Linked DNA regions of Homo sapiens: all the other regions are linked to region 1. A link is a contact called in ENCODE Hi-C or POLR2A ChIA-PET data. All regions are on one chromosome and are shown on one strand. The core of a region is the stretch at or near the end of the contact, and the rest is flanking DNA. Distances in the headings are between cores, read along the strand shown.

Region 1 (3,532 bases), core at 623-3,122:
TTTCAATCCCTCTCTGATACCTGCTGTCCCCTGTAAAGCTGTTTTTTAATCTCCTCTTTCCAAAGGCTGGGATCATTCCCCTTTCATCAGTGTTCTTATTACTCATTTAATACCTCTGTTGAAGCTTCCTCCACTGTAGTTTGGGGGTTTTTGTTCACTTTTTCTGTTTCCTTCATTGGGCTGTGAACTCTTCAAATGTAAAAACCACATATTGTTGACTTCTATTTCTAGATCTAGTTTGGTTTTCTGGGTTAGAACTGGCTCCCAGTAGAGCACTTCATTAAAAGCACTGAAGAACTTCAGTTATAAGCATATAATAGGAAAAATATTTAACACAATGTGGGTAAATGTGAGCTGATTTTAGGACAGAGAACAAACTAACATATAGGGAATGATGAAAAAGAAACTTTGGAGAAAGAATAGAAGAAAAGTATTTTTAATATCAAATATTATGCCTTGATCTCTGGGATATTTTTCTTTCTCAAATATAATCGGACTATTGAGTCTAGAATATATTTTACCATTATAGTTATAGAAATACTTTCCAGTTGTTTAACAATTCAAATCAGCAATGGTCATATGAATTTGAAAAATAAGAAAAAAAGATTAAATATGAAAAATAAAAAGGAAAGGCATTTGTGCTAGGGATCCACCAATTTGATGCTTTGAGATTACAATCAGGGTACTGAAGTTGAGTGCTGGGCAGCCAGCGAGGCAGTTTCTTGCCTTGTGCATCATCTTATAACATGGCATTTTCCCAGAGTAATTATTCAATCAGCCTAAGTACACACATTAGGTGTTGGTCTTTGGCTCTGAAAATGTGAAAACCTAATGCTTAGAATTGAAAGGCACCAGAGTTTTCCAACTTCTTCATACCATGCAGATGGAATATGCAGACCAGAGCCACCTTCACACTTGGTTCTAATGCAGATGATATGATTATGCACAGACAGGCAATGGGAAATATGTTTATTTAGGGTTATACAGAGCAAGTGCTATGATGTTTACCCTTCAAAAACACCTATGAGACTCAAGAATTCCTCCTAATGACAGAGGTTTTTCCAAATATCAAACAGACAGTGCCTGGTGATGATCAGGAACCACTGTTTCAATCAATTATATTCTCACCCATATTTCACTCAACCTAATGAACTGCAATGACTCAGCATTAATGAATTCCTAAACATATGTTTTGTCCAATTGATCATCTTGCTGCTAGTTCTGGACTCTTTCACTACCTACAGTTAATAACATAAGCCTTATTTCTTTTCTTGACATCATTCATTTTCTTGAAATTTGCAAGACTAAACCTATTAAACCATAATAAAAAGCAAAGCTTTAGATTCCTTATTGTAATTCCCAGTTAAGTACATCTTCCACCAGCAAACAGTCAAGATGTTGCTTAGTCACTCATAAAATATTAAAATGTTCAATATTAGTCATTTTATGGAACCATCAGAGGTTGGATAAATTTATTGGTTCAACTTAGGTTAAATCTATAAAAAACTCATGCTCTACTAATAGCTAAATTCTTATTAAAGGCGTTTGCAGAAGAATACAAATGTTCTTTCAAAACCAGACATGACTTTACGCCCTAACTCACTGTGACTCATGATAAGAATTTAGGTTCTCACAAAATCTATTTTCTATTTTACAACTAGAGTGGTCAGTTGATTTTCCAAAATAAATTCTGGTCTCAGGTTTAGCAAGATGCACACATTCACACATGCTGTAGAGCAAGTAAATAGCCTTCCCTGTCAAAATCAAAATATGATTGTGACTTCTTTAGGGGCTAGGAATGTCCTACTGCACTAGGTATCAGTGCGTGTCTCAAACTACGTAATAAAGAGATGCAGTTATTCATTATGCAGCGCTTCCTGTCGCCATGTGTCAGATCCTGCCACATGACAAACGCCAGGCACAAACAGAAGCACAGTTCCTTCCCGCAAGAATCTCACTGTAAACCAACATGAACATACATACTCACTTTGCATGTGATCTGTGTCCAAGGAAGTGTATTTGGAAAGTCTTTTGGGAACCCAGGGTGGGGGAAACTAGTTCTGCCTAGAGAGAGAGCAAGGCATTTTCAGAATTGACATTTCAACAAACGTTCTGGGGAGACAGAAAAACAGTGAGGGTGTGAGCTTTGAATTTGCTTTTCTTTCTTACTCCAGTGTGACTTTGAATGACTGATGCCAATTGTCAGACAATTTTTTGTATATTTATTTTCTTATTTGTAAAATGAAATAATGAAAAGATCATAGAGGCTATACCAACTCACACAGCTGATGCAATTATTAAAGGAAATAATGTTTGAGAAACTGCATTATAGACTACAACAATAAGCTCACTAAAGAGTAGATTAGGCAGACAAACTGAGGACAGATTTGGGGGACAGTTAACAACCATCTGAGAAGTACGTGTTTTTTTCTGGAGGTGGTTTTATTTTGTAGATGACTTTTGAGGTAGAAAATGAACCTGGAAGTAATGTAGAAAAGAAAGTAATCTGAGAATAAAAGTCCAGGAACCAACTGAAGATGATTATGAAAGTATGGATCAGAGATAATAATTGCCTAAATTGAGTAATAATAGAATACAATGAAAAGGAGAAGTGAACCTCAGATGAATAAAAGAAGGAGAAACAATAAACCAGGGTAACTGATTTAATGTGGGTGACAAGAGTGAGAGAGGAACAAAAGTGATCATATTTTTAGCCCAAGTGACTAAAAGGATGCCATGGTCATTAACCAAAGGAAGACACCTACGATATTTGGGGAAGACAAGTAGCATACCAGGATTTGTCTGGATTTCTAAGTGAACATATTTTGACCTCACAGGAATAGGGCTCGGGAGAGAGGTTGGAGGTGGAGGAATTGCTTAGAGATTCATCAGTATAGATTTTATATCTTATAGAAAATAAATTAAATGGAATTAAAAATAATAAGACTCAAACCCCAGTCTTCTGGTCATAACTGAGGAGCCCCAATACAGATTATAGCATGTTTCTGAATGTCATCCCTTTAGAGAAAGTGCTTTCTATTTAAGTCTGCTTAGAAAAATCAATTTGAAGTCTCGCTTAGGCAAAATGACACTTCTTTGGGAAGGGGAATTGCATAATTCTAGAGCATGACTGAGATGCTTTACCTTTTTAGGGCCTGTTCCCTAGGGAACATTTGTGAGGAGGAGGGCTCTCCGGAATAACTTGTAACAAGTGACACTCGAAGCTTCCAAAAGCATCCAGAGTTGGGGGCATCAAGGCAGGTGCATGATGGGAAGATGGTAGATCCAGCAGCGAGTCTGGTTGGGAGATGTGGCAACACAGCATTCAACAGCCTCAGGGCAGGTGCAGGTGGTGCCATAACCCCAGACATTGCAGTAGGGATTCAAGAGCATTACTCTTATTTTGAGACAAGTTTTACAGGTGTGATTTGGGATGTCATCCCTGAAAAAGGACTGAATAGTATCAATAAGTGACATTTAATCTTCAGGTAAAAGGAATAGGAGAGCCAGAACCAAACCTGAGCATGTTTAA
Region 2 (3,203 bases), core at 591-3,090, 920 kb after region 1:
TCCTAGGTCTTTCTCAGAGCCCTGGTCACTCCCAGTGGGATTACCATCTCCGGCACTGACAGGTGTCTGCCCTGACCTCCGTATACACGCACAGACATGGATTAATATCAATGCAGAGAGAACGCACGTGCATCATGTGCTGTTCATTCAACTGAGAAGTGAAGGATGGCATCCCCATCACATTCCCAGAGTGCCTGATCCATTACAGAGCATCTATAAATAGCCATCGAGAGAGAATTTGGCATTGGAGAGCACAGCATTCACCCCCCAAACATGCACAGCTGGCAATAAGGCCCAACACCATGGCAGGTGGAATACCAGAGGCTCCCATCAGGCTGTGGTGTGCAACTGTGAGAGCTTCCACCAGTGGGGAACTGGACAGACACCACGAGTATAATGCCTAAGACTCTGGAGAGGTTCTGGGGAAGTGGTCATCACAAGGATAATGGAATTGAATGGCCGTTGCTAAGTGGCATCATTTATTGGAGAAAGACAATGAAAGCCTGAGAGTTATTAATCACCAACCTCAGGTGAAGCGTGTGAGTCAGAAAACCTTCCTGGCAGCATATAAGTAGGTAGGCTCACATCTCCTTCAGCCAGATGGCAGGAAAAGCTGAAGAGCTGGCTTAGGCTTGAATTACAAGGGCAGAAGAGCTCCAGAGATGGCTGAACTTTCAGCCCTGACAAGTCTGCCATGCCAGCTGAGGACCTGGTTGTAAAGGAGTGGGACTCTAATATTTGGGATGGGGACATCCGGGTCAACATCCCCCCAACAACTGTGAGAACACTCTGGCCTTGCAGAAGGGTCTCTCTCCTCCTTGTTAAAGGCTAGTGCTCCCCCCACTTGAAAAATGCTGCAAGGCAGGGGTCCCCAACCCCTGGACCATGAACCAGTATCCATCCATGGCCTGTTAGGAACCAGGCCACATAGCAGGAGGTGAGCAGCGGGCAAGTGAGCATCACCACCTGAGCTCCGCCTCCTGCCAGATCAGCAGCAGCATTAGGTTCTCATAGGAGCACGAACTCTGTTGTGAGCCGCACAGGCAAAGGATCTAGGTCACATGCTCCTTATGAGAATCTAATGCCTGATGATCTGTCACTGTCTCCCATCACCCCCAGATGGGACCATCTAGTTGCAGGAAAACAAGCTCAGGGCTCCCACTTATTCTACACGATGGTGAGTTGCATAATTATTTTATTATATATTACAATGTAATAATAATAGAAATAAATTGTACAATAAAGGTAATGTGCTTGAGTCATCCTGAAACCACCCCCCACCCCCAGTCTATGGAAAAACTGTCTTCCACAAAACCAGTTCCTGGTGCCAGAAAGACTGGGGACCCCTGCTGCAGAAGCTCTGCCCCACAAGACAATGTGGGCATCTCCCTGATGCATGCACCCCTGGGCCTCTGCCCCCACTTCCCCTCCCGCTAACCGGGCTGATCATGAGGTTCAGGTCACAGCAGTACATAGATGGGGAAGTGCAGGAAGTGCCTGCTACAGGAAGAAAGGCCCCCAGAGAAGCTGCAAGACCTCATGGAGAGGCATGGGCAGAAACCAGGAGAATGTGTGGGGCTGGGTTCTGAGGGTACAAGACTAAGACGGTCAGAACCTAAGCTTGGAATAGGGAGAGTTTATCAGTGTGGGCCTGCCCTTCCATGATCCAGGGTTGTAAACTCTGGCAAGGCCCCTAAGCAGTGCTAACGTGCTCTAGGAGGGCTCCTAGGAGCCTGAAGGAAGCAAAGGTCCATACTAAGTTAAGCAGAAATGCCTGGGCCGCCCTCCTGCCCATGAAGGAAGGGACAGAAAGGCTCAGAGGAGTATGCCCTCTAGAGCAGGTCCAGCACATCAGCTCGGAAAGCCAGCCACGCCCTTCAACCAGAGAACATGCCAGTTACCAGCTAGATAAAGAACGCACTGCTGAGAGGGAGCCTGCGGAAACAAGCGGGGCGGCTATGCTGTTGTTACAGAATTGGACTCTTGAATGCAAAGGAGGCCAATGGAATCCCACAACAACAGAAGCTAGTGTGTCATTTGGCAGGGAGCAAGGTAGGCACAGTGACACAGGGCATCAAGCCCAGAGTGGCAGCTGGAGCACCTGACCCCATCTGCAAAGGGTAGATATATAGCAGGAGAAAAGGGCACCTCTCAATCCACACACCCTTAGCAAAAGCTTTTCTCAAGGGAAACTAGTCAAGAGGCTTCAGGAAAATGACCAATAGAAAGCTACATTTCAGCCCTGGAGCTGAGCTCATTTTCAGACCTGGAACCCACTGACTGAGGGAGAGGGTGAGCCCCGGGAGGAAGGACCCTCCAACATCACAGCAGTGTCTATACAAACATTCTCCCCCATCACAGCAGTGTCTGTACAAACATTCTCCCCCAGATCGTCCACAAAGAGACACATGCCATGTGAGGACCACTGGGCACAGGATCTGAGGCGACACTGGTACCTAGGGACCTAGGCCTGGTCCTGAACCCTCTGTTAGAGTGGAGGTGTGCAGGGGCCGGTTTTGAAGGAAGAGGTAACCAAACCCAGCTCACAGTGACTCCCCTGGGTCCATAGACCCAACCAGGAGCCCTTTCCCCAGCCTCCAAATGTAGAATTCAAACTGACTTTTGAAATTGGTAAAACTGCCACATTAGTTCCTAGGAGTCGGTGGTAGGAACTACCACCATGGGGAAGTTCAAGTGGAGGCCCCCCACTCCCAGACACACACATCAATGCAGGAAATCAAAAATAATATCACATCCCAGAGGAAATGCCAGAGATTAAACACCTAGAGGATGCGAGGGCTGCACCCAGCACACCCCTATTTAATTCACGTCTGGCCCTAGAAAATCCCGACAGACCCTAGAGGATGACAATGGACATCTGCAACTCGATCAGGCAGTTGCTGTTTGTAACTGGTGGGGAGCAGCTTTCCTGGTGCAGGTGAGCTTGGTGGCCTGTGGCCCAGGAATGCAGCCCATACCGGGTGAATGCATTCTTTTCCACTCTTATCAGGAAGGAGAACCAGAACAGGCTGCGTTCATGTGGGACACCTGGCAGGCTGCTTGGGAGAAGAAAGCAAGATCAGAAGATTGAAGCGAGCTCATGGGAGCAGCACATCATGGGTGCTGGGCATGGGTGCAGAGCGTGTTCACACCCGCCAGAGCGCAAGCACCACTGGGAAGAACTAAGCATCCAAGTGTGCAAC
Region 3 (3,241 bases), core at 391-2,890, 960 kb after region 1:
AGCTCCCTGCCAGACAAATGACAATGACAGGGACTGAAATTAAAAGAGAAGGGACACAACGCCCTTTCCACTTAACTCCAAGGGCAAGCTCTTTTGGTTTGCAGCTACATTTGCCAACCCCTCACCTAGGATTCTCCCGAGAGATATAGGAGACATTTCCAGACTCTCAAAGGAGCCCATAAAATTGCTTTAGAAATGGGACTAACCTTTTGCAAGGTGAGAAGTCTGCCTTCATTACATATCTTAGGAAAAAAAAATAACTATGAGAAGCAAGACTCGAAATCTACCACAAGAAAACACCAACAACAAACGGAATTAATAACTCTGAACACCAAAGAATGTACCTGCTCTTTCATTCAACCAGCTTTTATTAAACTATTACCTACCAGACACTGTGGGAGTTACTGGGATGTTGGGGTGTATAATTCTGGATCTGTGCCCTGGAGGAGCTTGTATGGGAAAGACAGACACTAAACAAACAGTTGCGACACCGTGGACTAGCCCTGTGCCAACAGCAGGAATGAGGTGATATGGGAGCCAATTCACCCACTTGGAGGCTCAAGAACAGGGGGATTTTGCCAGATGCAGCAGGGTGATGATAGGATTAGACAGGATGATAATGGAAGTCCAGAAATGTGAGTTACAGCCTGTAATCCCAGCACTTTGGGAGGCCGAGGCGGGTGGATCATGAGGTCAGGAGATCGAGACCATCCTGGCTAACAAGGTGAAACCCCGTCTCTACTAAAAATACAAAAAATTAGCCGGGCGCGGTGGCGGGCGCCTGTAGTCCCAGCTACTCGGGAGGCTGAGGCAGGAGAATGGCGTGAACCCGGGAAGCGGAGCTTGCAGTGAGCCGAGATTGCGCCACTGCAGTCCGCAGTCCGGCCTGGGCAACAGAGCGAGACTCCGTCTCAAAAAAAAAAAAAAAAAAAAAAAAGAAATGTGAGTTACAGCCACACCTTAAGGCACACCTCTCACTTCCTTAGTGCCCTATGAGAATGCCTGGCCCCTACGGCTGCAGAGCAGTACAAAGGTTAACGAGATGTGGGAAACCACTCAGAATTTTTATGCTAAAGTCATTACATTTGAGAGCGATTTCATATTGGCTGGACTTTGGTCTCAGTCAATATGATTTCATCTGGCACCATTTATGTTACCAACTTAAACTGGCTGCTATTTCCCCAAAAAAGTATTTCCCTAAAAATCTTCACATATATGTCTGCCTTTTCATCAATTAAGGAGTATTTACTGCACACCTCCATGTGTTCATATCCTATTTGACATCTATAAATGAATCTTAAAAAGTGCAACTAAGCAAGCGTGTATCAGTGGCATCCATCTTCTGGTTTTCCTTTTCATTTTGATTGGTTTGCTATTCAATATGTACGTGCAATTTTTTTCTTCAAGAAAGGATTCAGCCTATCACACTTGTCTGTGTTTTTGGTTTCTGTGGAAAGAGCCTAACATGCAGTGGACACCAGGATAATGGCATTTGGCAACAGAGGTCAATGCTACCTGTGGGGACTGGGGTTTCACTATCCCCAGGAAATGGACCTACATGTTAACAAGGAAAGTTTGCCATTTACCGGGCTTCTGATGGTAACAGATTTGAGAGAACTAGCTGGTGAGTGGCACCAACAAGAAGTCAGCGATCCATCCGGGGTGGCCCAGGCTCAGCCACACAAGAGAAACTGCACTGTCCTCTGCACCCACGTCTGACATTGGTCCTCCCGTGAAGCTTCATGGGGGTGAGGACCAATGCTCCAGGGAACTCCTCCAACACACAGGATCGGGCCCTCCCCCTCCTCATCTGAGTTATATCTGGGCTCTCTTTTTCTTTAAGGGGACAAAGGAGAAAGAATGCCAAGCTTACTGGTGCATTAAATGATTGAGAAATGTTTGCCATTTAAAGCTGTTTCACTTCCTGCCTGATACCACAAAGAAGCTTTTTAATGAAGTTAGCCTTTGCCTTTCTCAATGCCACTATGCGCCTGGCTTGTTTTGCCCACTTTCTGTTTTCAAAGCTAGGTATGATCAGGAAACACGTGGTTTCTATTGTTTCAAACAAGTAAATTTCAATTCAGTCAATTTAGGGGAAAAAGTCAGGGGGCGTCCAAAGGACAGGGTAGAGGGGCGGAGCATACGAGGATGGCCGAGGGGGCACAGACAGCAGGCAGCGGGGTCCAGGTCTTCACCCTGCTCTGAAGGGGCCTGGCTGCCCTAAGTCAGCCCAGGCTCCCACGGGAAGCTGAGCCCTCAGGCTTGGGGGGTACTATGGGCTCCCAGAGTAGGGCCCCCCTCATTCCACACGTGCCCTTGCTGACTAAACCCTAAGCCCCAGGGTTGGCACATGACTTTCCACAGCTACAGCCAAAAAGACAAACACCACAAATTGCTTCGTGACCCCTTGTCAAGAGTGCTCCCAAAATGAGAAAATCTATACCACAAGAGTCCTACCACTGGGACACAGCCAACTTCAGGACCAGCACGAAAGCCCTGGCCAAACCATCCTGCTGCTACTAAAGTATGAGTTGTCCATATGACTGACAGAATCTCTGGTTTAAAGTAACTGTGGCTACTGCTTCTTCAGTGCTTATGGGCATGTCGGGTACTTAGCACTTGGTGTACGCCTATTCATTTAATCTTCCCAGCATCTTGCAAGACAGGTGTCGCTATCTCTTTTTACAGATGAGGAAACAGAGACAGAAAGAAGCTAAGGAATTCCAAGGTATCTGGGTCAGCTGCTGATGCAGCCCTACCCAAGGTGTGAGAATGTAAGTCCATGCTCTGTATTACCAAGTACAGTGTTCCAGGGTTTTCTGTTCTGCCCCCACCTCCACCCCCAGCCAATACCTATGTTTGAAAAAGGCCCGTTTCTAGCAGCGTGTTCATATTTATTCATTAAGTACTTATGAAGGGTCCACTGTTGGTCAGGTCCTGGAGATAAAGAGATGAATATCATGGTATCTGTCTTCTACACGTGTACTCTCCAGTACCCTCCACGATGGTGCCACTAGCCACATGTGTCTATTGATTGCTCAAAATTTGACTAATATGAATTGAAATACGTAAAGTGTAAAATACACACCAGGCTTCAAAATCTTCTTATGAAAAAAGTGTAAAATATCTTAATCATGTTTCTATTGAATCTTATTGAATCTATGTTAAAATTATATTTTAATATATGGATTAACTAAAATCATTTTTATTTCCATGCATTTCTTTTCCTTTTTAAAACGTG

What was found. Hi-C counts contacts between places; a loop is a spot of excess contacts on that map. ChIA-PET counts read pairs that join two places held with the same protein, here RNA polymerase II (POLR2A). Pooled maps may share reads with other maps.
Region 2: a map with no recorded cell type shows a loop between it and region 1 (2.8-fold over the local background). The contact joins two enhancer-like sites. A Hi-C loop is called at or near these places in 1 of 37 single-sample maps with no recorded cell type. POLR2A ChIA-PET finds 5 or more read pairs at or near these places in 1 of 52 experiments (OCI-LY7).
Region 3: a loop to region 1 is called in a map with no recorded cell type, with 2.5 times the contacts of the local background. The contact joins two enhancer-like sites. A Hi-C loop is called at or near these places in 1 of 168 maps with a recorded cell type or tissue (GM12878), 1 of 37 single-sample maps with no recorded cell type and 5 of 50 pooled maps.

Annotation. Positions count from the first base shown.
Region 1 is chr2:7,515,384-7,518,915 of GRCh38, forward strand. No RefSeq gene overlaps it. Among named protein-coding and RNA genes, the nearest start is that of LINC01871, 210 kb to the right of the region's middle. Within about 2 kb of position 1,873, at least 2 of the 41 ENCODE cell types and tissues checked have a DNase peak (open chromatin) inside an H3K27ac peak, as active enhancers do.
Region 2 is chr2:8,437,236-8,440,438 of GRCh38, forward strand. No RefSeq gene overlaps it. Among named protein-coding and RNA genes, the nearest start is that of LINC00299, 110 kb to the left of the region's middle. RefSeq lists an enhancer at 3,166-3,203. Within about 2 kb of position 1,841, at least 5 of the 41 ENCODE cell types and tissues checked have a DNase peak (open chromatin) inside an H3K27ac peak, as active enhancers do.
Region 3 is chr2:8,476,036-8,479,276 of GRCh38, forward strand. No RefSeq gene overlaps it. Among named protein-coding and RNA genes, the nearest start is that of LINC01814, 110 kb to the right of the region's middle. Within about 2 kb of position 1,641, at least 12 of the 41 ENCODE cell types and tissues checked have a DNase peak (open chromatin) inside an H3K27ac peak, as active enhancers do.